Regions from separate parts of the Homo sapiens genome. Here region 1 is linked to region 2. Evidence: chromatin loops called from intact Hi-C (ENCODE). Cell type or tissue: PC-9. All regions are shown on one strand. Links, peaks and the distances in the headings refer to the core of each region. The heading gives the core; the rest is flanking DNA. Region 1 has its middle 39 kb from the start of ZNF648. Region 2 has its middle 120 kb from the start of ZNF648.

Region 1 (15,446 bases), core at 2,444-10,443, 80 kb after region 2:
CAAGCTATTCTCCTGCTTCAGCCTCCCAAGTAGCTGGGATTGTGGGCATGCACCACCACATCTGGCTAATTTTTGTATTTTTTGTAGAGATAGGGTCTTACCATGTTGATCAGGCTGGTCTTGAACTCCTGACCTCAAGTGATCTGCCTGCCTTGGCATCCCAAAGTGCTGAGATTACAGGCTAATTATGTGTTTTGATGACACTTTGCCATAGGAGCATGTGGAAGGGCCACTTGGACTAGACTCAAGAGGCAGAAGGTGATTCTTGAAGAATAAGTAAAGTTTTAAATAGGGGGAGAAGTAAGGGAAGAGAAATTCATGCAGAAGGAACAGCAGGAATACTTGGAAGTGTACGTAATATGTTTGGCAGTTTTAGACCACGGACCTCACAAAGGTGAACAGTGGAAAAGGAGGTTTGAGAGATAGGTAAGGGCCAGATTATGGAGAGTTTACCAACTGTGGCAAGGAGCTTAGACTGTCTGTGGACAGTAGGAAAGCACCAAAGGGCTTTAGGCAATGTTGTGTCAGTGTTTGATCTCTCTGTGGGGATGGTCCAGAGAGGATAAAGGTGAGACCAGTTAAAAGGCCAATGCTGACCTCCAGGTGAATAGTGATGAGAACTCACATTAGAGCAGTCACAGTAGAGATATTCGGGGTGGGGCAAATGTGAGAAATATGTAGACACTGACTCACCAAGCTTGGTGATTTGGATAGGATGCAATAAGAGATAACCCCTAGGATTCTGGTACAGGCAACTGGGAGGATGATGCAGTGACACCAGATACGGTAGTAAACACAGAGAAGGAGAATAAATTAGTAAGGGAAAAGGAGATGATGCTGAGTCCAGTTTGAGGCATGTTGAAGCTGGATTGACAGGAATAGGTCCTTCTAGTATTTGGCACTGGACCACCATCCGATAGTCTTCCCCAGTCCTAGGGACTCCTAGAAAGAAACTAGGCTAGTCTTGATCTTGATAATCTCTTGTAATATTTGGGATAGGGGAGCAGAGAATGGAAGCCTGGAATTTATAGACGTGTTCCACTTATACCATTTAAAAATTTTATCTTGAAAAGGAAAATTGAACAAGGAAGACACCTGATATACTAGATGAGGATTAATTTAGGTTGAGAAATATAATCCATATAGAAACTATCTTCATTTGAATTTTATGTATTTCATCCTTTTACTTATTCTTTCTTTTACTTACAAATACTGTCTGAATACATACTATGCTAAGTGCTAAGGATATAAAAGCAAATGAGATATGGAGAACATCCTTAAGAGACTCACATTTGCATATTAAATTATTTTGACTTTTGTAGCTAGCAGTGCAAAATTCGGGTTCAATTTTAAACAATCAGTTTTTTCAGTTGAGGCTAAAGATGGTTTAGTGTTAAACAAAAGAGTACAGGATTTATGGCTAGGCTTATCTGAGCTATTCTAGATGCATCACCCTAGATAAATTAGTTAGACTAGCCAAGTTTGAAGAAGGAAAATTAATTCAGAGCAATTTTCCTGTTGAAGATAACCAGAAACTTTTTTTTTTTTAAAAAAAATGAGAACCAACAAGAGAGAGAATATAATTACTGAACCAATTTGGAGGCTTAAAAAGGTAAATTGGAAGATAAGGCTGCTCTATCCTGGGAGCATTTGGCAATTCATGAGGGGTTGGAGAAAGGGTAAGAGGCTAAATTAAGGGAATGGATTATATTCTAGGGCCTGCCAAGATGAGGAGAGTTGCTGGTAAATCTCCCCATTTCAAGTTGAGATACTGAAGAAGAATGAACTTGAACTACATAAGGCTTCCTAGACACTTCAGTTTACAATAATCTCAACTGCCTGGCAAAAGCAAATGTAAGTCCTTTCTCAATGAAGAATACATTTCTATAAGCAATTCTGCACGTACAATTATTAGCACATAATTTAAATATAGCCACATGAGGGCAGGTACGGTGGCTCATGCCTGTAATCCCAGCACTTTGGGAGGCCAAGGTGGGTGAATCACTTGAGGTTAGGAGTTTGAGACCAGCCTGGGCAACATAGCAACACCCCATCTCCACCAAAAATACAAAAATTAGCCATTCTCAACCCCATCTCAAAAAAAGTAAATACATAAAAATTAAAAAAATAAAAAAATAGCCACATGAAACAGGAAAATATGACTAATAAAATAGCAGAAACAAGGACAGTAGAAATAGATCCACATGAAGTCTTACAGATCCACATAGAGTCTGATTATTTAAATAACCAAAAACATTTTATAATATAAACATGTTGTGTCAGTCAGATTTCCAACCAGACACAGATGGAACCATCAAACTATGATAATATGAGGGATAATATTATTCCTTAATAAAGGAATAATTTTCAAAAGTATGGGTTGTGATGGGGAGAGATGGGGTCCAATACTCTGGGGCTATGAACAATGAGGAGGCTTTACCACCTGTAGGCTTGAAGAGTTACAGGGAGGGAGGAACTATCAGAATCTAGAGACAGAGAGTCTATGGTCAGGGAATGTGGCCAGCCCACAGTGACCCCACAGGAAGAGATCAGGTAAATCAGTACCGAATCTCACTCTCCTCCTTCCCTGTGGTCCTACTGGTACTTTACTTTAGCCAAACACAGCTAGAAGCCAGAGGACAAGAAAGTTAATTGATACAGTCCATGCAGATCAGGTTCCTGGAGAGGCAGCAGAGTGGAGAGAGTGAAGATATATCCATAGAGGTGAACAGAAGTATATAACATGTGCTGTTATTTTTTCAAGAAAATAAATGATTAAGGACTTAGCAAACTAGAAACTATATAAAAGAAACAAAAAGAAGTTCTAGAATTAAAAAATATAGTAGTCAAAATTAAGAACTCAATGAATAACTTTAGCAATTGTTGAGACCCAACTGAAGAGAAAATTTGTGAAGTGGAAGATAGGTCAGAAGACAATCATAGAATAAAGCATGAAGAGGAAAAGGATGGAAAGTCTACAAGAGATGGTAAGAGGTGTAGAAGATATAGTGGGAAGATCTAGTATATGTGTAGTTAGAGTATCAGCAGGCAAATAAAAGGAGGAAATAATGGAAGCAATATCTGAAGAAGTAGTGGCTGAGAAATTTTCAAACTCAAATACAACTAGAGAAAAAGGGACAGATTACTCTCAAAAGAGCAACAGTAAGACTTAGAGCTGACTTCTCAACAGTGGAAGCCAAGAGGCAGTGAAATTACATCTTTAAAAGGCTGAAATAAAATAGCTGCCCATCTAAAATGTTATGATAAGAATTTAAAAATCTATCAAGAATGAAGATTTTTTTAAGTTATTTGATTTCATTTTGTTTTCAGACAGGGTGTCTCTCTGTTGCCCAGGCTGGAAGGCAGTGGCACAATCTCGGCTCACTGCAACCTCTGACTCCTGGGTCACCTCAGCCTCCCAAGTGTCTGAGACTATAGGTGCACACCAACACACCTGGCTAATTTTTGTATTTTTGTATTGGATGGGGTCACACTATATTGCTCAGGCTGGTCTCAAACTCCTGGGCTCAAGCAATCCTCCTGCCTCAGCCTCCCAAAGTGTAGGATTACAGGCGTAAGCCACAGGACCCAGCCAAGAATTTGTAAGAAAAACTGCATTAAAACAAAAACCAAGGAAATTGTCACCAGCAGACTCATAACTGAAGAAAACATTAAAAAGTTCTTCAGACAAAACAAAAAAGTATTTCAGTTAGCAAGTTGGAGATCAAGGGAAGAATGAAAAGCAAGTCAAGAATAAATATGTGGTTGAGTCTAAATAAATATCAACCATACAAAACGGTAGTACAAAGTATGGGGAGTTTAAAATGTACAGAGAATCAAAATTCACAATAACAATGATTGGGAGAGGAAATCAATGAATTAACATCTAAAAGAATTAGTAAAAACTAGTAATTAGTAAAATTAGTAAAAACAGGTAACTTCCAAGTTAATAAATGGGAAAAGTGAAATAATCAAAATTCATCTGTATATAAACATACATATATGTGTGTATATGTATGTGTACATATACACACATGTATATGCATATACATGTGTAATCAGTATTCATCTGTATATATCAAACTTCATCTGTATATAAACATACATATATGTGTGTGTAATATATGTGTGTGCATGTATATGTATATATGTATACATATATGTATATATACACATATATGTATATACATATACAGTGATAGATTAATTTGCTTAACTATAAGTAATCATTTCACTATGTATATGTATATCAAAACAGCATGGTATAAACCTTAAACATGTACCATAAAAAGGCACTGTTGGGGATAAGAAAGACCTACTTCATTATGATAAAGTTGAATTCACCAGGAAAATATAATTCTAATTTTCTACATACTGCTAACATAGCCTCAAAATATACAAAAGAAAACAGAAAAACAAATTCACTATCACAAATGGTAGACTTTTAACATACTTCTCACAGCAAATGGTATAACTAGCAGACAAACATTATTAATCATATAGATTTGAACAACACAATCAAATACACTTGACCTAAAGAATACTTACAAGACATGCACACTATAATTGCAGGGTACAATTTTTTTCCAAGCACACAAGGAAAATTCACAGAAATTTACTATATGGTAGGTCATAATGTAAGTCTCAATAAATTGCAAAATATTGAAGTAATTCCAAGTATTTCTCCGGGGAAAAAGTGACAAAGAGATAACTAAAAAATCCTCATATGCTTGAAACTTCAAAGAAATCATGATGGAAATTAGAATAAAAAAATGTGAAAACATCATTTTCCCCAAAACTGATCTACAGATTCAATGCAATCTCCCTGCCACAACCAAAAAAAAGAAAGAAAGAAAATAACAGTTTTTCTTTTGTGGAAATTGACAAGCTGATTCTAAAGTTTTTATGGAAATGCAAAGGGATAAACACAACCAAGACATTCTGGAATAAAAACAAACTGGCAGTGGTGGCTCACGCCTGTAATCTCAGCACTTTGGGAGGCCAAGGCGGGCAGATCACGAGGTCAGGAGATCGAGACCATCCTGGCTAACACGGTGAAACCCCGTCTCTACTAAAAATACAAAAAATTAGCTGGGCATGGTGGTGGGCGCCTGTAGTCCCAGCTACTTGGGAGGATGAGGCAGGAGAATGGCGTGAACCTGGGAGGCAGAGCTTGCAGTGAGTCGAGATAGAGCCACTGCACTCCAGCCTGGGCAATAGAGTGAGACTCCATCTCAAAAAAAAAAAAAAAAAAAAAAAAAACAAAACCTGGGAGGACTTGCTCTACTGGATATTAAACCAATTAGTCTGGGAGTGGTGGCTCACTGCAACCTCTGTAATCCCAGAACTTTGAGAGGCTAAGGCAGGAGGATCACCTGAGGTCAGAAGTTTGAGACCAGCCTGACCAACATGGTGAAACCCCGTCTCTACTGAAAATACAAAAATTAGTCGGGCGTAGTGGCACATGCCTGTAATCTCGGCTACTTGGAAGGCTGAGGCATGAGAATTGCTTGAGCCCAGGAGGCGGAGGTTGCAGTGAGCTGAGATCACGCCATTGCACTCCAGCCTGGGTGACAGAATGAGATTCCATCTCAAAAAAAAGACGAATTATAATGATTAAACTATAGTGTTTAGGATTAATGCATAGGTGGTAAAACTACAATGAAAAGCAAACAAGTGATTTCCACAAAAGTCAGGGTAGTTTTTTCCTTTGAAGGGAAAGGAGGAGGTAATAATTGAAAGGCATCAAAAGGGCCACTTCTGGGATTCCGGCAATGTCTAGTTCTTGATTTTACCTGGGTGTTTGCTTTGTGATAAATCACTGAGCTGGACATTTTTTGTTTTGTGTACTCTTTGGTAGATAAGTTATATAGTTCACAATAAAAAAAGTTTTATACACACACACACATTTAACGCCATATATATGTTAAACACCTAGCTTCGTGCCTGGCACATAATAAATACTCAAGAACATAAAATCACTTCTCTTCTTTCTTTCTAGCATTCCACCTTTCCTTCTTTCTTTCTAGCAAAGAAAAAAGAAAAAAAGAAACATGTGAATTTTCATAAACATTTTCCTAGTACACGCACAATCTTTCTCGCTTTCTTGCAACAATCTCACTGTCATGGAAACTGCAATTAAAAGTGGAGCCTGTGGAGAGAAGGAGAGATAGGAGCACAACAGCCTGAACTCGATTACCTCTTTGCAAGAGGAAATTCTCACTGATAACTGAATTCTGGAACTCAAAACCTAAAGTACCCATTAACACATAATATGCTTGTTGGCTTTATATTTTTAATTTTCCCTTCCAAAGCAACAAAGCAAAACCTTTGTTTAAAAGCTTCCCTTTGCTACAGGTTGCAGTTAATCCTATAATCACTGGGTGAATGTTTATCGAGCCAGACATTCTTTGTGGGTCAGAGAAGCAAGAGGCCAGCAGTGAAGGTATTGTCTTGCAGGCGACTGCGATGCAGAAAGAATGTGGTTAGGTGAGGTTGGGTGACAGGCACAGCGGGCTGTGGGCTGCAGGGATCCCTGGGACAGGCATGCTCCAGCCTGTGTCCACTAGGCAGGATGTCTGCGCCTGCCCTCATGCCTCAGCTCCTTCCCACAGCCACTTGACATGTTGGGAGCTGGGGTAAAGCCTAATGATACTTGGGGAGAAGACTTCAATTCTATCAGCTGAGAAATCAAAGACATTTGAAAATCAAGGAAGTGCCAAAGACTACTTTAAAATGATCTCTGCCCAGGTTTCCCCCATTCCCTGAAACATACAACCAATTCACCTGAAAATTACCAACTTGGAAAGAGATGAAATAATAGATTTCTGTGCCTAAAAATGATCAACAAGTCCAAAAGGCCAAAAATTGAAAGCACAAAGGACATTGGGGGCTTATTTTCAGCTGATATTGAAATTTTTCCTTGTGACCTCAAAGGAAATTCCACCTTTAGCAGAGATTTGCTCTGGAAGGGGGATTAGACTAGAATTCCTTATGGACTGGGAAGGAGGTAGAAGACAGGGGAAGGGATTCAGGAGAGGACATCTGCACCCCATGTTTTTAGACCTGTGGAATTAGGCAAGAGACATTCTGCTGGTTTGGTAGAAGTGGGACTCTCTGAAGACTAGATTACGTATTAATTAATTCAGCATATAGTTATTGAAGACCTACAGTATGCCTGTGCTGTGCCAGCTGCAGGAGTTGGACCGGAAAACCAGAGAGGCTGTGTCCCTCACCACATGGAGTCTATAAACAGAAGGGCAACAGGGCATATTGGTAGACTCCAACTGGGCCAGAGAATTTACTGGCCAAGATAACCTCCAGTTCCTCCATTTCTGTTGCAGAAGTCTGGTGAAGGGAAGCAAGGTGTGGAAAAACATGAGAAGAAAGCTCTTGTAGAAGGCCTGTCTCCACAAGGACCTCACCTGTACATAGGAAAGATGGACAAGGTAGGAAGTCCTAGCCAGAGCAATCAGGCAAGAGAAAAAAAGGCCGAGGCAGGGCGTGGGGTAGCATCTGAATTGGGAAAAAGGAAGTCAAACTATCTCTGTTTGCCAATGATATGGTCTTATACCTAGAAAACTCTGAAGACTCTTTCAAAAGACTCCTCAATTTGATAGATGAATTCAGCAAAGTCTCAGGTTACAAAATCAAAGTATGCAAATCAGTGGCACTCATATACACCATTAAAGACCACGTTGAGAATAAAATTAAGAACTCAATCCCACTTACAATAGTTACCAAAAAAAACAAAAACACCTTAGGAACATACTTAACCAAGGAGGTGAAAGACCTCTACAAGGATAACTACCAAATACTGATGAAAGAAATCATAAATGGCCAGGCATGGTGGCTCATGCCTGTAATCCCAGCACTTTGGGAGGCCAAGGCAGTCGAATCACTTGAAGTCAGGAGTTCAAGACCAGCCTGGCCAACATGGCAAAACTCTGTCTCTACTAATAATACAAAAATTAGCCAGGTGTGGTGGTGCATGCCTATAATCCCAGCTACTTGGGAGGCTGAGGCACAAGAATCGCTTGAACCCTAGAGGCAGAGCTTGCAGTCAGCCGAGATCGCATCACTGCATTCTAGCCTGGGTGACAGAGTGAAACTATGTCCAAAAAAAAAAAAAAAAGAAAGTAAAAGAAAGGAAAGAAAAGAAAGGAAGGAAGGAAATCATAAATGACACAAACAAATGGAAAAACATCTCATGCCCATGAATTGAAACAATCAATATTATGAAAATGACCATACTGCCCAAAGCAATCTACAAATTTAATGTAATTCCTATCAAACTACCAATATCATTTTTCACATAATTAGAAAAAGCAATCCTAAAATGTATATGGAATCAAAAAAGAGCTGGAATTGCCAAAGCAATCCTAGATAAAAAGAACCAATCTGAAGGCATCACATAACCCAACTTCAAATTATATTACAAAGATATAGTAACCAAAACAGCATGGTACTGCGATAAAAGTAGACACATAGACCAGTGGAATGGAATAGAGAACCTAGAAATAAAGCCAAATACTTACAACCAACTGATATTTGACAAAGATCAACAAGGCAGACAAAAACACACACTGTTCAATAAATGGTGCTGGGAAAACTGGATTACCATATACAGAAGAAGGAAACTGGATCCCTATCTCTAACCATATATAAAAATTAACTCAAGCTGAATTAAAAGACTTAAATTAAATTTAAGACCTGAAACCATAAAAATTCTAGAAGGATATCTAGGAAAACCTCTCTGGACGTTGGCCTATGCAAAGAATTTATGACTAAGACCCCAAAAGCAAATGCAACAAAATAAACACAAAAATAAATAAATGGAACATAATTAAACTAAAAAGCTTTTGCACACCAAAATAAATAATCAACAGAGTAAATAGATAACCTATAGGATGGGAGAGAATATTGGCAAACTCTACATCTGACAAAGGACTAATATCCAGAATCCACAAGGAACTCAAACAAATCAGCAAAGGAAAAAAAAATCCCATTGAAAAGTGGGCAAATGACATGAACAAACATTTTTCAAAAGAAGATATACAAATGGCCAAATAACATGAAAAAATGCTTGATATTCCTAATCATCAGGGAAATGCAAATTAAACCATGATGAAATACCACCTTATCCCAATCAGAATAACTATTACTAAAAAGTCACAAAAGCAATAGATGTCAGTACGGATGTGGTGAAAAGGGAACGCTTATACACCATTGATGGCAATGTAAATTACTACAACCTCTATAGGAAACAGTACAGAGATTTCTCAAAGAACTAAAAGTAGATCTGCCATTCAATCCGGCAATCCCGCTGCTGGGTATCTACCTAAAGGAAGAGAAGTCATTATACCAAAAAGACACCTGCACATGTATGTTTATAACAGCACAATTCACACTTGCAAAGATATGGAATCAACCTAAGTATATACCAACTGGTGAGTGGATGAAGAAAATGTGTGTGTGTGTTTGTGTGTGTGTGTGTGTGTGTGTGACCTTTGGAAGCTTCATTCCTTACTGATTTCTTCATTAGCAAAGCAGCAAAAACCCTCATCACAGCGATTCCAATCCCATTACCATCATCATGTTCATTGCCAAAGTTATGAGCATTACATGACGAGCATTACTAACGTGTCCTCTATAATCCTTCTATGTGACACCAACTTCAATACTTACGAAATGCTTTTAACCAAATTAGAGCAAGGAGAACTTTAACATTTAGAGGGATAGATGTGTGGCCATCTCCTTTCACAAGGCAAAGTCATCACTCCTACATAGGTTCTCACAGATGGTCCACAGGCACGTTGGGTAGGACCCTAGTCAGTGTGAAAAGCTGAGCAAAGCAGAGCTTTTCTAAGCCCTCAAGTCTGGCAGGACTGCAGTACACAGGTATGCCTGATCATAGACTGCCACATGGTGGGATTTTACTCTTCCAATGTGTAAGTCTTTTCACCATTGAATTGTAGAATCATTGAAGACAGGACTTGCCACTCTTCCTTTTTATTTCTCCCTGGATACCTAGAACTAATTCTGGGTGTTCATTAAATTCTTGTCGATAGAACAATTCAACAGATATCCACGAAATGTTTATTGAATGGCTCCTGTGTGACAGGCACTGTGCTAAATAAACAGATGTTGTTTTAAAGGTCCAAGGAACTCCCCAGGTAGGTGTTTTCTATGACAACACTGTTATCAACTGCTTTCCAAAACACAGCCCATCAGATCTGGGTTTATCCCTAGAATAGCTGCATCCTTGAAGTGACGGGAGGGTGGCATTCTCTGCCTTCACAAATGCCAGCTCCAGCCCAGTGTCTACTGTGGGTTGGGCCAGTCCTTGTCCGAGTGAATCATGGTCTGCTGCTGAGCTCAACAGGCTAGAAGCAAGTTACTGCCACAAGTTGTATGGACCAGTAGGGCACCAAAGTCACTCAGAGACAAAGCTTAAGGCTGTTACTGGTTTACTGTGCATTGAATTGCTTTCTGAAATTCTGGTAGTGAGATTGAGGAGAAAGTGCAGTGGGAGGGATAGGGTGTTAGAAAAACAGGTAGGGAGAATCAAGCAAGGGGAGCATTTCAGAGTGACATCAAAACTGTGTCAAGTGTCTTCTTCAATGGTTGTAAAGGTCAGAGCAGCACTTACAAACTTTGTCCCCTTGATAAGGGGAATGAAACAGAAAACTTGAATGTGGTTATTTTATCATGCCTGTTCTTAGAAAACAATCCTAGAAATGCCTCCTGTTGGCCAGCCTGGTTCTTGACCCGCTTTCAGAGTTTCAACCTGTAGATACCTGAGCACACCCAAGCAGGTTCTATGCAGACAGAGCCATCTTCTGCATGTACTTTCTAGGAAACCAGGTATTCAGGGACAAGGTACAGCATCCTCTGAACCTGCACCAACATCCTGAAAGCTGATGCCAGGTCAGGATCTTGCTATGGTGACCACAGATTTCCTGGAAAGCTGTTGTCTTGCCTGCAGAATGCTGGCATAGTTGTTCTTCAGATAGCTCCTCTCTGGTCTCCTACTCCTCTCTTTATCCATGTCCCAGGGCAAAATGGCCATGCAGCTGAAGGCTGTAGGGACATTCAGTCTTTCCTATGACCATTTTCTGCCCACACTGATGACCTCCTTCTAGATCTCTGCAAGAATTCAGACCTTCCCTGAACCAGAAGTAATTGTGGCATTGGCAGAAAGCTGAATCTCTATACTCCAAATGCAATGGGAAAAAGGTCTTGTGGTACAGCAGCCACGGCTCCCTGAATCAGATTGGCTTTGGAGAGAGCCAGGGCCAAGAGCCTTCTGGGACAGGGTGTGAGGAGTACCTCTCCTAGTCCCAATGGGATGCCATGGTCAGGAATACCTTCCCTCCATAAAGTATGGAGAGATTAGAAAATTCACCCTTGACCTCTCTGCTGCCTCAGAGGGTGACCATCTTCCTTATCCTCTGCCACAATCCACCTGCAGCAAAGGGGGCCACACTTCCTCCCTACCTTTCTCTGGGGCTATTTAGCCTGGAAACAAGACTATCAGTGAAATAACACAGCAAATTAAATTCCAGAGCCGGGAACCACAAAATCTCAGAGTTGGAGAGCCTGTCAAGTCTGTCCATTGCTATCTCTCACAGATGCGAGCCGGCACTGCACCACCAGGCTGAAGGACCATCTTTTTTCCTTTCTAATTAAAGAATCGTGTTTCCTTTTCTCTGGGCTATAGACTCTCCGTGGCCTTAGGCATTCCTCATAAGATATGACACCAGGTACATGGCCAGCCATGGTCTGGGGCATACAAAGATGAATGAGACAGAAAAACCAGGTAGGCAAATAAGTACAATGCCCCAGGGGCTCTATGGAGCCACATGCCAAGTGCTGTGGGAAGTTCAGGGAAAGGTGCAGTATGCGGCAGCAGGAAGGATTCTGAATGCCTGATGTCTGAGCTGGGTGCCTGGAAGGATGAATGGGATATAGCAGATGAGCCAACAGGAAGAGGAACTAGCACTGATTCATTTATTTATGTCTTCCTTCATTCCTTCCTTCATTAATTCAACCAGTCTTTACTGAGTACATGTTTTGTGGCAAGATCTGTCCAAACAGAAAAAAAAAAAAAAAAAGAGAGAGACAGAAGTATTATTGTCCCTGCCTTCAAGTAGCTTGCAGCCTAGTTGTGATATAGGTAAGAAAAAAGGCCAGAATACATGGTGAGGTAAGGCAACAAAAGGTAAGGGAAAAATCAGGTGCTTTGAGAGCCCACAGAAGGTACTAACTCCACAGATGAAAGCATGGTGTGAGAACAAGTGTAGTAACCTGGGGAACAGGGTGGCCAGAGCATAGAACCCAACAGGAGAGTAGAGGGAAATGAGGCTGAAAAAGATAGAACATGAAGAGTCTTCCTTAGGCAGTGAAGAAAAAAGCACTGAAGACTTTAAACAAGTGAGTGATATGATCCTATTTATGTCCAAGGAAGAAAACTGGGAGCAGTGTGGGGAACTGGTAGGAGAGGCAAGAGGTGGAAGCAGGAGGACCAGAAGGTTGCAGCAGTTTTCACAGGTCCCGATTTTTCTCCTGTGTATGCACCCCAGTATGTCAGTTTCCCTTTTTAAGCATGATGCCAGAATGGAATAAAATATTCTAGGTGTGGACTGACCAGCACAGAGGTGCCGTAAGATAGTTAGTTATTATAGATGACACTCCTGTGTTTTTGTTGCTGGGGAAGGCTATATATTTTGGTAACATATCACAGTTCTGCTTCATATGGAGCTTATTATCAACATAAATTCCTGGGCCACATTCTCATTTACTGTGGCCAAACACTGGTTCCCTCATCTGACATTTAGATATTCAGTTATTGGTACCAAAATGCAGGAATTCCCAATCATTCTTGTTAAGTGTCATTTTGTTAGCTCTGACTATTCATCTAATCCACCAGAATTATTTGGGATCCTGCATGTTTTGACAATGTATCTCTATCTTGCCTAGCTTTGCAGCATCTGCAAATTGGAGTATCATTCCCAAGATGCTCTTATTTGATCCAATTTTTGTCCAGGCCTTGGAGAGAGAGGATGGAATAGGCCATTTATAAATCCAGTAAAGCTGCTTCATAAGACACCATATTGTCGTCATGTTCAAAGATGTCAGAAGAATCTTTTTTTTTTTTTCAAATACCATTTTGAAATCTGGACAAACTATGGCATTGTTTGGGACAATTTCTAAATAAAAGAATGAGCTTCATCTGGCAAAACCTGTTCTTGGTGACCCAATCTCGAATCCTGGTCGTCACCACTTTCTAGGTACTCATTCCTCCTCCTCTTCTCAATGTCTTAACATTGGAATACCTGGGAGCTCCGTCTTTGGACTTCCTCTTTTTTTTTTTTTTTTTTTGAGACAGAGTTTCACTCTGTCACCAGGCTGGAGTGCAGTGGCATGATTTTGGCTCACTGCAACCTCCACCTCCTGAGTTCAAGTGATTCTCCTGCCTCAGCCTCCCAGGTAGTTGGGACTACAGGCATGCGCCACCACCCCCAGCTAATTTTTGTATTTTTAGTAGAGACAGGGTTTCACCATGTTGGCCAGGATGGTCTCAATCTCTTGACCTCGTGATCCGCCCGCCTCGGCCTCCCAAAGTGCTGAGATTACAGGCGTGAGCCACCGTGCCCGGCCTGGACTTCCTCTTTTTGTAAGTTACTTTAGTCCCTTGTAGCATTCTCATGGATGTACCTCTCCAACCTTGGCCTCTTCCTTGATCTCCAGACACATGAATCCAACCACCTGCCAGATTTCTCTTCTTGAATATCAAATAGAAATCTCAACTACAACACATCCAAAAACAAGCTCCTCATTTCTTCCTGTCACCTAAACCTGTGTCTGCACTCCTGTAGCCATCCCATTTCAGTTAATGTCCATACCATCACTCCAGCTGATCAGGCCAAAATCCTTGGAATTAGCCTTGACTCCTCTCTTTTTCTCATATCCTCATTCAATCTATTAGCAAAATTCAATTGCTTCTATCCAGAATCTGACTGCTTGTTAGACCATGTCTCTGCATGCCCATAGCTACCAGCCTGGTTCCAACCATCATCACTGCACAGTTTATTAAAACAGGCCTGTTTGCTTCCACCGTAGCCTCCCTTCAGTCTATTTGCAACACAGAGGGAATGTGTTAAAATGTAAATCAGAGCATGCCACTCTTCTGGTCAATGGCTGCCATCTCTCTCTGGGTAACATTGCTGGTCCTTACAAGGGCTTTCAAATCCCTGCCTGATCTGGCCTCCTGCTATCTCTCTGACCCCATCTTCCACCCTTCTCCCTGCTAGTTTCTCCACATGAGGCACACTGGCCGCCTTGCTGTGCTGGGAACACACTGGGTATACTTCCCTCTTGGGCTCTTTGCACTTGTGGTTCCTTCTCCAGAGAGTCCCTCATCTTCAGATTTTACTAAAAGGTCTTCTTGTCACAAAGACTTTACCTGACTTCTCTCTTTAAAATGGTCACCCTCTCACTCTAACATTATGCATCCTCCCGGCCTGCATCGTTTTTCTCTGTACCACCTATTAGCAATAAACATGTTATATATTTACTTATTTTTAAAAAGTATATGTCTCCCTTTACTAGACCTACTACATGAGGAAGGCATGAATTTCTGTTTATTTTGCTCAGTGCTTGATTCTCAGGGCCCAGCATAGAGCCCGACACACAGTAGGTACATAACAATATGTTAAATAATCATAGAGTCAGAAATTTTGCCTGGCATTGATGGCATTGAGAAAAATTCACTTCTTGTATTTGAAAATTGGAATGCATTTGTTCATCTCTGTTTTCTAGACTTTCTTGTGGTTGCCATGATGTTTTACAGATCACTCACAGAAGATCAGCCATGTCATGGTAGCTGCAGCAACAAGAACTAAGTTATTGAACAATGAATAGGTGTCAGGCCTGGTGCTTAGACAGCATCCTATTTAAATCCTTAAACAACCCTGTGAAGTAGGTAATATTATTTTATCCACTTACCAGATAGAAAAACTAAGGCACAGATTGATTAGGTAATTTTCCCAAGGTCACACAGCTAGCAAGTGTCTGAGCCAAGACTCAAACTCAGGTAGTCTAGCTCCAGGGCTTATGCTCTTAAATTCCTGCATCTACACTACTCTCTTCTTAAAAATTATTTTAGAACTCTGGAATGTAATTCATTTGGGCTAGAATATTTCAGTTAATTTAAGGAATAAGTTTTGGTCTTGTACACTCCTCATTCTTTGGAGATTTCAATGCCTTCTATTCAAAACTCCTGCTCTTTTTGGTCTTAAAATCATTCACTTTGACGAAAATGTTGGGAGGAAAATAAAAATGGGTAGGAATGTTTCTTCTGTCGCTCAGGAACATCCCACCATCCATCCACAGGGACAGACCTAAGACTCCTTTGTTCTTCTGACTCAAACAAAGCTTTAAAA
Region 2 (15,446 bases), core at 4,608-12,607:
GCTCAGCACTTCATATGCATGACTTCATTTACACTTCATAGCCCCACTATGAGGCAGGTACTACTACTGTCCTCATTATACAAATAAGAAAACTGAAGCTTAGAGGGTGTGAGTTTCCCGAAGTTAGCAGGCAAAGGGACAGTATTTAAAATCTAGGGCTGCTCAACTCCATAGTTCCTCCCTAACCTGAAAGAACCTATCTATGCAGTTGAGTAGTTTTTTATCATTTTTTAAAATGAGTGAAAGAGAGGATGGGAGGAAGGGAGAAAATCAAATTATTTGAAGGTACCTTACATTTTTGTCTTGTTACAGACCATGTACAAATCCAAGCCTGCCATAGAAGTTGTTACCCTACATAGAGTCCATGCCTGTTTGTCCAGAGTTTGGGAAAAGTCAGAGCACAACCTAGAATAAATGCGATAATGTATCACATGTATTCTTTTCCCTCTTATTTACATTTCTTCTGACAGAGACCTGTGCTGCTTGTAGGACAAAGATGAGCTCCAATGCTTAAGTCTCATTATGTGTAACTTAGTAAAAATGTGAAGTTAGAAGCAAAAAACCACATTATAAGTGCATAATGACTGCAACTCTTTAAAGACATGAATATTTGGTGGGAGGAGGAAGAGAAGGAAATAAGTGAAAATGAAAATGGTCCTATTATCACTCATAATGGCATTATGAGTGATTTTTGCCACAATTTTTCAAACTTTCTGTGATCCTGCATGATTAGTCCATTCACTGAGTTGGTTGTGTAGTGATTGCCTCCTGTGTGTAAAGCTCTCTATTCGGCAGTAGGGACGCATCAGAGAACAATGCAATCCCTGCCTACTGGAAGCTCATCAACTAGTAGAGCTCATCATCTAGCAATTCAACAATAAGATCCAGTAAAGTGTGACGAGTGCTGTTGAAAAGGAAGTTCAGTGTGTGATAGGAGCACATACCATGGATAATTAGCCTATTGAAAGAAGGGGGAGAAGTCTTCCTGCATGAAGTGCAAGAAAAATGATACCTGAAGGCCAGCTAGGGTGTGGGGAAGTTGAGGATCATACTAAATTAAAGCAGCAGCACATTGGGATGAAAGCCTAGAGGCAAGAACTTGATGAGTTGCAAAGACTGAAGTAAGCACAGAGCACATTGTTAGGAAGTGACAGAGGCAAGACTAGAGAGGCATACAGAGCTGAAGCTGTTAGAGGCCAGGGGAGTGCAGGTGCTGAGCAGAGCTCTATCCCAAGTCAATGGGGAGCTGCAGAAGAGCTCTAAGGGCAGAGTGATCTGATCATTCTTGGATGAATGACCTGACTATTTTTAGATGGTAAAAGGGTATCAACCTTTGAGAAGAACAGAGAAGGTTTGATGTAGCTATCTTAGGAAAAAGGAGAGAGACCCAGTTGGTGAACCAATGGTGGATTGGCCCATGTTTTCCAAACTCAACTGGTTGCTGAAGGTCATCATCTAGCAATTCAACAATAAGGTCCATTAAAGTGTGACAAGTACTATTGAAACGGACACTGAAGGTCAAATTGAGGTTGGAAAACGTGTTTAATTAAAGATTCATCTGAACCATCTGCTAGACAAGCTTGTCCAATCTGTGGCCCATGGGCCACATGTCACCCAAGATGGCTTTGAATGCAGCCCGACACAAATTCATAAACTTTCTTAAAACATTATGAGATGTTTTTGCAAATTTTTTTTAGCTTATCAGCTATCATTAGTGTTGGTATATTTTGTGTGTGGCCCAAGACAATTCTTCTTCTTCCAATGTGGTCTAGGGAAGCCAAAAGATTGAATACCCCTGTGCTAGAATCCCAGTAAAGAACCAATTACACCAACCACTGCCTCCAAGAAGCTGGAGTTTGGAAATGTCTGAGTGAAAAGGGGTCAGTGTAGGGTCACTCTGATCAGAGCAATTGCTGGTTCTGAGGTGATTTCAGATCTCTGTCCCACCTGAATCCACATCACCATCTCTATTTTTGTTTGTTTGTTTGTTTGTTTCTTTAAGTGAGAGAGATAGCAGGCTGAGCACAGTGGCTCATGCCTGTAATCCCAGCACTTTGGGAAGCCAAGGTGGGAAAATCACTTGAGCCCAGGAGTTTGAGACCAGCCTGGGAAACATAGTGAGCCCTCCTCTCTACAAAAAATATTAGCCAGGCATGGTGGTGCATGCCTGTAGTCCCAACTACTCAAGCAGCTGAAGCAGAAGGATCACTTGAGCCCAAAAGGTCCAGGCTGCAGTGAGCCATGATTGCACCACTGCACTCCAGCTTGGGAGACAGAGCCAGACTCCATCTCAAAAGAGAGAGGGGCAGAGGGAGGGAGAGGGAGAGGAAGAGGGAGAGACTGCCAACGAGACTTAAAATCTGAGCCTGTGAAAGACTTGAGAGAGGTATCTCCTGGTTCCGGGCAGTAAGACATTGTGACCAGTTTTTACCACAGGAGGACATTGCTGCTTTCAGTCTTGCCTTTCCAAAAGCCAATGACAAGAAAATAGTTTTAGGGAACTGGCGATAAAGCATAGGTCCCTGCTCTCTAATTTACTTAGATGAAGCCACAGAGGCCTATAGTAGGATGAGGATGAGAGAATGTGAAAGGAGAAAATATAGAGAAATAAATATGTCACTCTCTTCTCCAAAGTCACAATGGCAGACAAAATTGTAACAGACAAGAATTTATTAGCCTGGAAAATGTGACAGAGTATCTGAAATTGGCATTGTGCAGTGTCTTAGTCAGTTTGCACAGCTCTAACAAATGTACCATAGACTAGGTGGCTTATAAACAGCAGAAACTTATTTCCCACAGTTGTGAAGGCTGAAAAGTCTGAGATCAGGGTGCTGGAGTGGTCATGGTCAGGTTCTGGCAAGGGTTCTCTTCCAGGTTGCACACTTTCCATCTTTTCACTGTATCCTCTCCTGTTGGAAGGAGAGTAAGAGAGTCTCTGGGGTGTCTTTTATAAGGTACTAATCCCATTCATGAGGGCTCTACTCTCATGACCTAGTCACTTCCCAAAGACCCCTCCTCCTAATACCATAATATTGGGGATTAGGATTTCAACATATGAATTTTGGGGGACATGAACATTCAGTCCATTGCATCAAGATATGAGTCATCTATGTTATTCTCCATAGTACCCACATCATCTAGCACAGTGCTTAGTACAGAGAAGATGCTCAAAATAATTGTATAATGAGTGATTGAATGGTGTTCCTAGGTGGAGGACAGATCTGCTCATCTCAGGGCACCTGCCTCCTTCTGCCTTATGCCATACACTCATGGAAGGCTGCTTTTTTTCCCTCTAAATATCCATGGGGATTTTCATGTTGAAAAAAAAAAATCAGACTCTTGGCTGAAGGAGAATTTCTTAGCCTGGTGACATTAAAACCAATAAGAGATGAATGTTGAGCCAAGGCAGAAGAGAATGGGTTCAGTGTAAAGACTGTGGGTCCAGTCAGGCTGGCAGGAAACCTGAGAACTTCAAGGTTCCAGGTCCGTCTGAAATGCCTGTTGCTATGGACTGAATTGTGTCCCACCACCAAATTCAGATGTAGGAGCTCTAACTCCAGTGCTCATTGTGATGGTATGGGAGATAATTAAGTTTAGATGAGGTCACGAGGGTAGGTCTTCATGATGGGTTGGGATTAGTGCACTGGTAAGAAAAGGAAGAGATACCAGAGCTCATGCACTCTCTCCTCCCCACCCCAACCTCTCTCTTTCCATCATGGGAGGACACAGCAAGAAGGCAGCCATATGCAAGCAAGAAAGAGAGACCTCGTCAGAACCTGATCATGCTGGGACCCCAGTCTTGTACTTTCAGCTTCCGGAACTAAGGGGAAAACATTTCTATGAAGCCATCCAGTGTGTGATATTTTGTTATGACAGCCAGAGCTGACTAATATACCCATAAATCAGCTGTAAAGGAGTTTGCCCACTGGTTTTGGTGGTGAGCTGCTAATATCATTCCGGTGGTGTGATGCCTGCTACCAGAAAGCTGCCATTAGAAATTCTCCCTGCATGAAAGTACAGCCCTTTCCAGCTGAATGAGCCTTGACAAACAAATTAGATGATTCATCCTATGCCTGAAGGCTGTTTGGCTTTGCTGGAATCCTTAGCATACCACTACTGAAGAATTTTTTAAAACATTATTTTGTTTTAAATAGAATCTATGTCAAGCATTAATTGTTATCTATGCATTGATGCTGGAAAAATTTATCATCTTGTCTGTCTGTAATGAATTTTTTAAAATTAACTTCTTTTTTATTTAAACTAATGGTCAGCACTAAAATGGTAAGCCCTCCTCTGATCTTCTGAAATAGGAAAAAGAAAGTAAATGAATAACAGCCACATACTAAGTTATTGAATTACAAGTGAACCAATTAATACTTAGATTTTGTAAGCATTATTGTACCCTAAGAATCATAGATAATGCATGGAATCTCCAGTAGATTACATGCCCTGCTGCTTTTGAGGATAATACATGGGAAGAAGTTTGCACATTTAAGGTTTAAATGTGCCTGCCAAAAAACCATGTGCTGGTAACTTAATCTCCATTGCAACTGTGTTGAGAGGTGAGGTCTAGTGAGAGGTGATTAGGCCATGAGGGCTCCACCCTCATGAATTGATTAATACAAACCTACAGGATTGAGTTCATTCTAAAAGGGTGAGTTTGGTCCCTGGTCCCCAGCCCCCTGTGCCTTCCACTATGAGATGACTTAGCAAGAAGACCCTTGCCAAATGCCAGCCTTTCCATCTGGGACTTCCCAGCTTCCAGAACCATAAGCCAATACATTTCTAATCTTTATACATTACTCAGTCTCAGGTATTCTTTTATGAAAGCACAACACAGACTAAGGCAGGATGGTTTGCATATGTCAACTTGATTAACCTGGAAGTATATTTCCCAGAGTTCCCCCCACCGATATGGTTCTTGATTGGAGTTGTCAAAAAAGAAATGTGCATGAGATTTGAAAGATTAAAGTGAAGCAGCATGATTACCTCTGAAAGTCATTGTGATTAGACATGACGACAGATGCAGAGGTGCTGGCAGGTTCCAGTTTGTCCTTGCTGTCATCTCCTCTACATTCTACCTATCTTCCTACCTGACCCCACTGATCAACAGTGGTCTGAGAGTCCAGGCCTATCGCCATATATTGGCAGTGGAGGCAGTTTCTCATGGGCTTCCCATGAGCTTGCCTTTGCAGTTTCACTTCTGCAGTAGGACATGCATAACTGTTACTTACTCTTGCTCTGATCTTTCAACTCTCCAGTGGCACCTTCACTTTCTCTGCTTCTTCCATAATTATGTAAGGTCTAAATTTTATAATAAATCCCTTGCTTCATAACTGACAGTGGTTCTTCTTTCCTGTTGGAATCCCAAGATGCCCCATGGGAGGGAATTATTGTTAATTACTGGAGGATTCCTGTTTGGAGAAGCATTACAGTTTGGACTCAGAGATACTGGGTACCCACCTCAGTTCTACCACTACCAGCTGGTTGACCTCGTACAAGATATCTAACCTCTCAAGCCTCATTTTCTTTTCTTTTCTTTTCTTTTCTTTTCTTTTTTTTTTTTTTTTTTTTTTGAGACAGGATTTGGAGTGCAGTGATGTGATCTCAGCTCACTGCAACCTCCACCTCCTGGGCTCAAATGATCCTCCCACATCAGCCCTCCTGAGTAGCTGGGACTACAGGTGCATGCCACCACCCCCAGCTAGGTTTTGTATTTTTTGTAGAGATGGGGGTTTCATCATGTTGGCCAGGATGGTCTTGAACTCCTGGGCTCAAGCAATCCACCCACGTTGGCCTCTCAAAGTGCTCAGATTACAGGCGTGAGCCACCATGCCTGGCCCCCATTTTCTTTTCTTGTAACCAATAACATATAACATATATATATATATATATATATATATATATATATATATATATATATATACACACACCCACACACACACACACATATATAAGCACATGTAACATATATTAACATATAACAAATAGCCAATAACATGAGCTACCTTATATGAGAGGGTCTTTGTGAGGTTTAGATGATATGTTGCATGTAAATCACTTAGTCTAGCAAATAGTAAATGCTCAGTAAATGTTAATTTTTTTTCACTGACAATTCTTGCTCCAGAATTGTTAGTTATTATTGAAGGAGCTTAATGCCTGAAGGGGAATCAGGTACTAGAGCCTAAAATATACAAAGAAAAGCAGACTGTTGAGCATAGGTGTTTTAAGGTTTGGGGAGAGCTGACGTTGGCAAGACAAGCAGGAATCAGCAACGGGTGGAGCACAACAGGGAGGCAAGACAGGAGGAATGGCGCAGCTCAGGAGAGAAGCTGTAAACATCAAGTACCCAAGCACCAGGGGAACAGAGACTTAAAACTGCAGGTTCAGAATGGGCATCACTCACTCTCTGCCGTGGAGCCCTCCTGCTAAGTCAAGCCAGGTCTCCCTGGGATCACTGGCTGCTATGTAGGATTTGGGGGATTTCTGGATCACTCTGCTAGTTCACAGCTGTTACTCTGCTTCAAGTATTGAAGAAGTTTTTTGTGGCACTAAAAGAAACGCAGAATGGCCAGCACCCATTTGGTCCCCTCTCAGAGTGTCACAGCAGCCATCATGGGGGAAGGAGGAGTTATGTCATACAGAAGCTCATACCTCAACCCTAGTAAAAGAGCAGAGATGCAGGGTGAATGTGCATGTGTGTCTGGGGTGGGTATAATGAGTGATAACAGCTAGGTAGATACCGTGTTCATAACCTCTACCTCTTCAAAGAGATCCAAGAAACTATGTTTGAGTTGGAATCATGCCTATGTTGGAGAAGAAAAAAGCCCACACTTCCTTCTTCCTGAACTAACTGCATTAGGATCGTGTGCAACTAAGGCATCACCCATAGGCAATGAAAAGGCTTTAAACAAATGGAAAAAAATCTGGATATCACATGGAATGAGAAAACATGATTAGAGAGAAGTGTAGATGTGTGACTTTACAGAAGGTTCTGGACGTACTAATAGCTATCTTTGGCTGTCTGAAAGCCTTCATGGGAAGACAGGTTGGACATCAATGAATGGAAATAAAGAGAAGGTAGGTTTGCCTCAGTGTATCTCTGTCATTGAGGATTTCCAAGGAGAAGCCAGATGAAGAAGAAGAGGAAGGGAGTGATGAGGAGGAGAAAAGAAAAGGAAGAAAAAGAGGAGGAAGAAGAAAGAGGAAGAGGAGGAGGTCAGCATTTATTGAGCACTTCCTATGTACCAGGCATTGTTTTAAATAAGCTAAATATATTATCTTATTAAAATCTTACAGTATCACAACCCAGCATCAAGGGAAGCCCAGGCCAGCCCAGTTATGTCCACTGTGGGTTGCGTCCTACCTTTCACTTGCTGTAGGGAGGGTTGGTGTGTTCTTGCAACCCCTTTATTCTACTCACCTATGCAGGTTTTTAAAATTTCAGCTCCAAAAATGGGCAGAATTTTCCTTGATTATATTGGCAGTACCCATTTGTTTTCTCGTGCAAACTGTGATATAATCCTGACCAATGGCTCAGAACTCAGCTCATCTCTACTAGGTGCACAGGCACCACTAGCAGGGCGTTTCTTTGTCACAAAGTAGTTAACCTACAGTATGGTGAAGTTCAAGATCGGATCATGCTCACTGGCTGCCACATGGTTCAAGGTGTGAGCTACAAAAACCGCAACAGCCAACTGGGATGGATCTGTGAGTTTGCCACTGAAGACAGCCAGCATTATAAGGAAGGCTGTGTGATTCTGAAATGTGCTCTAGTTAGAGAGAATGAGGGCTTTGAGGAGCATGTACCATTCAATAACTCTTGGAAGAAAATGAGCTCAATCCATCTTTTTCCAGGTTTCCTTCACTGAAAACAAAAATCTGCTTACACACACTGCCAACTTAGTATCAGAGTCAGGTTCATAAACTGTGGAACAAGAGGTTGTGAGAATCTAAGATGGAACCTTTCTTTCTTTTTTTAAAAAAAGTTTTGTATTTTCCATGTAATAGCAGAGTGTGGAAAGAGTATTATGCAGATGTCATCAATTTTTCCCTATGTTTACATCTTAAGGCAGAAGAGTCTGTCTGCAACCATGTGATGGGCTGTGTAAAGAAAAAATCTGGGCTATTAGAGTGGAAAAGTGTGTTTTATATAAAATTTGAAAGGAAATATGTCAAGAGCATGGGTTTTTAACTTGAGCTTCATTTTAAACTTATTTTTTAAAAACCCAATTATTTTACCTGATTTGCTACCTTCAGAGAAGAGATCCAAATCTGGGCCGAGCACTAAGGACTCAGTTTTGGCATTACCTGTGCCGGCCAATGTGCCATATTCTTGTTGGAGATGAACCATAGCATTTTCCTTGCCAGTCTTGACCCAAAGGTGTCACCATTCCAGTTATTTATCACCATGTAATTGGTGTTGATTGGAAACTTTTTGTGAAATGGGGAAGAACTGCTTTGTTGTCTTTTTCTTTGTAACAAGCATAGTAATATAAATAAAATAATAGTTGGGAAAAAAATCTTACAATATCCCTATAAAGTATTGAGGCACAGAGAAGTTAAATAAACTGCCCATATTTACAGGATTTGGGATGATGGAGCTGAGACTTAAACCCAGGAAAGTCTGTTTCCAGATCCTATGCTCTAAACCACTACACTCTTTGATTTATAATGCGAGGAGATTCCTGTATCCAGCAGGAGTTCAGGTGTTATTATTTCTGAGCTTCCCTCCAACTTAGATCACTCAAGCTCTTTCCAGGGCTAAGATGGTTGGTATCTAGTGCCATTCAACAGTTATGGAACACTGACCATTCACCAGGCTCTGGGCTGGGCACTAGGGGCATTCAGATAAGTAAGACAAGACAGTCCTGTAATAGACAAAGGTGCAGGGAACTTCCATGGTCCACAAAGACAGAATCACAGTCTTTCCTCTGAGAGTTGGCAAGCTTGTAAAGAAGGCAGTATTTGCTTTTGAAACACCCTGCTCTCACCTTAGCTCATTTTGTCACCACACTCTCCTTTCCAGTGTCAACCAGCAAACCCACAAACATCTCACTGTTGAGGGAGGGTTCCTGACCGTATGTGGCACTAAGAAGGCTGAGCAGCAGAGTGAGCATGGATATAACCAGGCAAACTTGTTTTCAAGGCTCAGCTCAGCCACTGCTGGGTGGAATAAATCATGTGTTTAAGGCAAAGCAGCCAGAGATATTAGCCCCCCTCCGATACCTGCCAGTTATGACTCATTCTCCCCACTTCACCTAAAGCTATCAGATCTGGACAGGAAAATAAAGAAGTATTGTGTAATCTGTGCAATCATTCCGAATTCTATAAACATGGGCATTATATTTAACTTCTCTGTGGCTCAGTACTTTATGGGACTATTGTAAGATTGTTTTTTCCCAACTATTACTTTATTTATATTACTATGTTTGTTACATGGAAAAGGACAACCAAGCAGTTCTGTCACATTTGAGAAAAATATATAGGTACACACACACACATATCTATATATGTGTATATATATATGTATGTATGTATGTACAATTGTCCTATAACTGAAGATATTTATTGAGCCCTTGCTATATACCAGGCAGCATTCATGAGCTTTACCCATCTTAGTTCATTAAATCCTTATCATAACCATGTTGGATCAGTGTCATGGCAGCTACATTTTACAGATGAGAAAATGAGACACAGAAAAATAAAGCAAATTGTTCAAAATCACGGGGCTAGTAAATAGGGAGTCAGTTTAGCACATAAACAATACTGTTTCTGTCACTAAAATAGAAAATTGAGGCACTGAGAATCAATAAATTAGCCTGAAAGCCATGGTAGGGCAGTGAGAGGGTCAGAATGCCACCGGTTAAGTGTGTTCACCATGTAGGGGCCTGTTTCTACCACTCCTGTATCTCCCAAGAGGACACAGAAAAGATCCTTGGCGATCCTTCCTCCAACAAACATGGCTGTTGGTGGCTTTGTGTAGTGATATACATTCCTCAATGTCTATGTATGCTCATGTATATATAGGTTGGTGCAAAAGCATCTGCAGTTTTGCCATTGAAATTAATGGTAAAACTACAATTACTTTTGCACCAACCTAATACTTGCTTTTCAGGGTCCCAGTTGCATAAAGGCTAATCCCTCTGCTCATCCATTTTTAGAATGTCAGATGCTAATCACTTCCAAAGAAGTGATTCTCTGCATTTTGCTCCAAGCATTGATCCATCAGTTGCCTTTGCTCTTCACAGAAGTGAATCAGGACACTGGAGATACAAACGGTGCCAAAAACCTCTGCCCCTAAGGAAAGAAAAAAGGAGCATTGGATTGTTCCCTTCACAATCTGACAGGCGCTTGAGAAGAAAGAGCCCATATTTAATATGGTTAATGCATTTTGACTTTAGAGAAATAATAATTTTCATAGAAAAAAAGGGTAATATATTTCAAGCGTAAGAAGTCATACCATCAAGATGAGAAAGTTCAAAGTATATCCATGAGACAGGAACTTAAATTCTGGACTGATTGTGCTTGTATAATCTATAGCAGGTAGTTAAACTCCATGAATCTCAGCTTTCTCATCTATGAAATGAACCGAGTTTTATAGATGAGGAAAGTTTGTCTGGCAGAGCATCACAATGCAGTAAATGCTAGTTTATGTTTCAGTAGTCAGAAAGAGTAACGCGCAAAAAAGCATATTTTCATATTTTTCTCTCTTTTTTTTTCTGACATGGAATCTTGCTCTGTCACTCAGGCTGGAGTGCAGTGGTGCAATCTCAGCTCACCGCAACCTCCACCTCCTGGGCTCAAGCGATTCTCCTGCCTCAGCCTCCCAAGTAGCTTGGATTACAGACGCACACTACCGCGCCCAGCTAATTTTTCTATTTTTGGTAGAGACGGGGTTTCACCATGTTGGCCAGACTGGTCTCAAACTCCTGACCTCAGGCGATCTGCCTGCCTCGGCCTCCCAAAGTGCTGAAGTGATTGCTTTAGTGTCTATCACCCAGAGACGGAGTTAATGGAGTTATAAGACTGCCTGAAAAGATTCTCTGAAACAAAGCCTCTGGCTTCATACAAAGCATCTCAACTCACGTTAAAAAGTTCAAGGAAGTAAATTTTAAAGTTGAAATTGTAGAACTTTTAGAAAAGAACCTACATCCAAATTCCTGCCATTTGAGGATAGTCAAAAATTTATTAGACTCAAAAAGCATAAAGCATAAAAAGTTAAAAATTGATACATTGGATTTCATCAAAATTAAAAATTTCTTCCCTTTGAAAGACATCATTAAGAAAATAAAAAAGTAAGCCAAATACTGGGAGAAAATAGTACCAATTCATATATTAACAAAGGATTTGTATCCAAGACATATGCAGAACTCTTGCAACTAAATCATAAGACAATCCAGTTAAAATGGACAAAAGACTTGAGCAGACATTTTACGGGAAATATATGAAGGGCTCCTAAAAGATGCTTGACATCGTTAGATAGACACACACACATTAAAACCATTCTGAGATACAATACATATTCATTGAATTACTAAAATTAAAAAGACCAACAAAATGTATTAGTTTCCTATTGCTGCTATAATAAATTACCACATACTTACAACAACACAAACTTAATGTCTTACGGTTCTTGAGGTGAGACATCTGAAATGGGGCTTACGGGGCTAAAATCAAGCTGTCTGCCGAGCTGCATTCCTTCTGGAAGCTTTAAGAGAAAACCTATTCTTTGACTTTTCTATTTTTTTAGTGGCTGCCCTCATTCCTTAGCAGATGACCACATCACACTGACCTGTTTTCATCCTCACATCTCCTCTAACACTTCTGCCTCCACCTTCCATATTTTAAGGACCTTTATGATTATATTGGCTCACCTGGATAATCTCTTCATCTCAAGATCCTTAACCAGGCTGGGCATGATGGCTCACACCTATAGTCCCAACACTTTGGGAGGCCAAGGTGGGAGGATCGCTTGAGCTCAGGAGTTCAAGAGTAGCCTGGGTAACACAGCAAAACCCTCTCTCTACAAAAAATAAAATAAAATAAATAGCTGGGCATGACAGTGCATACCTGTAGTCCCAGTGGGAGGATCGCTTGAGCCCGGAGGTTGAGGCTGCAGTGAGCCATGATTGCACCACTGGACTTCAGCCTGAACAACACAGAAGAGTTCTCTCTCAAAAAAAAATACTAAAAAAGAAAAAAAGATTCTCAATCACATCTACAAAGTCCCTTTTGCCATGTAAGGTGACATATTTACAGGTTTTGGGGATTACAACATGGACATCCTTTGGGAGCTATTATTTTGCCTACTGCAAATATCAACTGTTGGTGAGAATGTTGTGATGGTTAATTTTATGGGTTAACTTGACTGGGCTAAGGGATGCCAAGATAGCTGGTATAACTTTTTCTGGTATGTCTGTGAGGATATTTCCAGAAGAGATTAACACTTGAATTGGTAGAAAGAAGAAAAACACCCTTCAATGTGGGCAGGCATTGTTTCATCCATTGAGGACTCAAATAGAGCAAAAGAAATAAATAAGGGCAAATTCACACTCTCTGTTTAAACTGGGACACCCATCTTCACCTATCTTTGGACAAGAGTAGTACTCCTGACTCACTACTGGCTTTCTTGGTTCTCCAGCTTGCAGACAACTTCTTGCCCTCTGTAATTGTGTGAGCCAATTCCCATAATAAATTATATACATACATAGAATCTCCCATTGGTTCTGTTTCTTTGGAGAACTTTGATTAATACAGATGTAGAATACCTGGAACTCACACTGCTGGTGGGAACATAAAATGATACAGCTATTTTTAAAAGCTATTTGCCAATTTCTTAAAAGTTTCTTACCTAACCACCCAGCAATTTCACTGCTAGGTATTTACCCAAGAGAAAGGAACACATATATCCACACAAAGACTTGCACACACATGCAACTTTATCATGTCCACAACCTGAAAAACAACTAAAATGTCCATCTACAGGTGAACAGATTTTAAAAAGCTATAAGATACAATATTATATTATACTCTAATAAAAATGAACAAACAATGGGTATATGCAACAACGTGAGTGAGCAAAACACCACCAAACACAGAAGAGAGAGTACATATTGTGTGATTCCATCATATAAAATTCTAGAATAAGCAAAATTAACATGTAATAACAGAATCACTCGGGACCCAAGTGGACTGTAGACAGGAAAGAAGAAATTCTTGGGGTGATGAAAATGTGCTAAATCTTGATTGCAGTAGTAGTTACATGAGTGTATTCATTTGTCAAAACTAATTGAACTCCATCCAACAAAGGAGTGCATTTTGTTGTATATTAATTATACCTCAATAAAGTTCAATATTTTTCTGTTCTGAGAAGGATATTAACTGCCCCCTCTGATGAGGCTAAATAACTTCCAGGAATTTCTTCCTGTCTAGCAAGAAGTTCTTCAGGGGCCAGTAGGCTCCATTTCCTCTTACTTTGCTCTCAATTGAGGTTAAAAAAAAAAACTCTATGGAATTTGGATCTCAAAGAGATATCTGCACTCCCATATTTCTTGCAGCATTATCTACAATAGCTAAGGTGCGTAAGCAACTTAAGTGCCCATCAACAGATGAATGGATAAAGAACATGTAGTATATATACACAATGGAATACTATTCAGCCTTGAAAAATGAAATCCTGTCATTTGCAACAACATGTATGAACCTGGGGGATGTTATGCTAAGTGAAGTAACAGGCACAGAAAGACTAATATCACATAATTTCACTCATATGTGGACTCTCAAAAATTTGAACTCACAGGCGGGACATGGTGGCTCATGCCTGTAATCCCAGCACTTTGGGAGGCCAAGGCAGGTGGATCACTTGAGGTCAGGAGGTCGAGACCAGCCTGGCCAACATGGTGAAACCCCCATCTCTACTAAAAATACAAAAAATTAGCTAGACGTGGTGGTGCATGCCTGTAATCCCAGCTACTCAGGAGGCTGAGGCAGGGGAATCGCTTGAATCTGGGAAGCAGAGGTTGCAGTGAGCTGGGATCGCACCGAGACTGCATCTCAAAAAAAAAACTTTTTTTTTGAACTCATAGAAGAAGAGAATAGAATGGTGGTTACCAGGGGCTGGGAGGTTGGGGGCAGGAATGGGGAACTCTTGGCCAAATGGTACAAAGTTTCAGTTAGACAGGATGAATAACATCTGGAGATCTCTTTTACAGTATGATAACTATAATTAATAATAACGTATTGACTACTTGAAAATTGCTAACAGTAGATTTCAAGTGTTCTTACCACAAAAATTGATAAATGTGTGAGATGATTGCTATGTTAATTATTTAATTTCAATATGTATACTTATATCAAAACATCATAATGTACACTGCAAGTATATATAGTTTTGTCAAGTATACCTTCATAAAACTAGGGGGAGTGGAGAATGGCTCCTCAACAATCTTCAAGTGCTGTAAGGCACTTAGCCAGGACCTAAGTCCCCTGAAAACCATTCCTCCAGGAGGCTTCCTCCAACTGTAATTTGCCCCTGTGAATATGCCCATTCTCCCTATTGTGAAGAGCCCTAAGTTGCTCACAATTGGAGAAATGACTGAGCCAAAACAAAGGGATGAGCTGCAATGTGATCACAAATTTGGAAGGAATCCTGATGGACTGTCTCATTCTGATTTGTTCTGCTTTCTCCAAGCTGGGTCTGTTTTACTCAAGCAATTGAAAAATGTCCATGAAATGCCACATGCTATGCCTTGAATTAATTACAACAGCTCTCATTTATTCAGACCTTATTCTGTCCCAGGGGCCGGGCCAAGTACTTTATGTGCATCGTATATAAATTAATCTTCCTAGCAACCTCATGAGACAGATACTATTACCACCTTCATTTTATGGATAATGGATTAAAAGTCAAAGTGGTTAAGTGACTTCCTCTTTGTCAGTGGAGAACCATCCAGGGTTTTACAACTGCAGAGCCCATTAAACCATTGTCGTATACTGTTGATCCTTGTTCTCACAGATTTCAACATGTTGGGAGGATGACATAGAAACCTGAAACTAAGCATACAGGGAAGTGGGCTCTAGCCTATTTGAAAAGGCTCTGGAGGGCTGGGCGTGGTGACTCACATCTGTAATCCCAGCACTTTGGGAAGCCAAGGTGGGAGGATTGCTTGAGCCCAGGAGTTTGAGACCAGCCTGGGCAACATGGTGAGGCCCTGTCTCTATTAAAAATTAAAAAATTAGCCCAGCATGATAGTGCATGCCTGTAATCCCAGCTACTAGGGAGGCTGAGGCGAGAGGATCACTTGAGTCTGGAAGGTCCAGTCTGCAGTGAGCCTTGATCACACCACTGTACTCCAGCCTAGGTGACAGTGAGAACTTGTCTCAAAAAGAAAAAAAAAGGATAAGGCCAGGCACAGTGGCTCATGCCTGTAATCCCAGCACTTTGG

What was found. Peaks named below come from ENCODE experiments on the same cell type or tissue, not always from the same donor. Only the 100,000 strongest peaks of a DNase experiment are listed, where the experiment ranks them.
Region 1: it touches region 2 in a loop (4-fold over the local background); 4 of 110 quality-filtered maps call a loop at or near these places.

What each region holds. Positions count from the first base shown.
Region 1 is chr1:182,092,601-182,108,046 of GRCh38, reverse strand. No RefSeq gene overlaps it. Among named protein-coding and RNA genes, the nearest start is that of ZNF648, 39 kb to the right of the region's middle. RefSeq lists a silencer at 6,339-6,633 and an enhancer at 6,331-7,101. In PC-9, for the core only: no CTCF peak of the experiment used is centred there; a DNase peak (open chromatin) is centred at 6,466; H3K4me3 peaks cover 288 bases; H3K27ac peaks cover 1,360 bases.
Region 2 is chr1:182,175,106-182,190,551 of GRCh38, reverse strand. It overlaps the pseudogene YPEL5P1. Among named protein-coding and RNA genes, the nearest start is that of ZNF648, 120 kb to the right of the region's middle. In PC-9, for the core only: no CTCF peak of the experiment used is centred there; a DNase peak (open chromatin) is centred at 9,131; H3K4me3 peaks cover 749 bases; H3K27ac peaks cover 2,471 bases.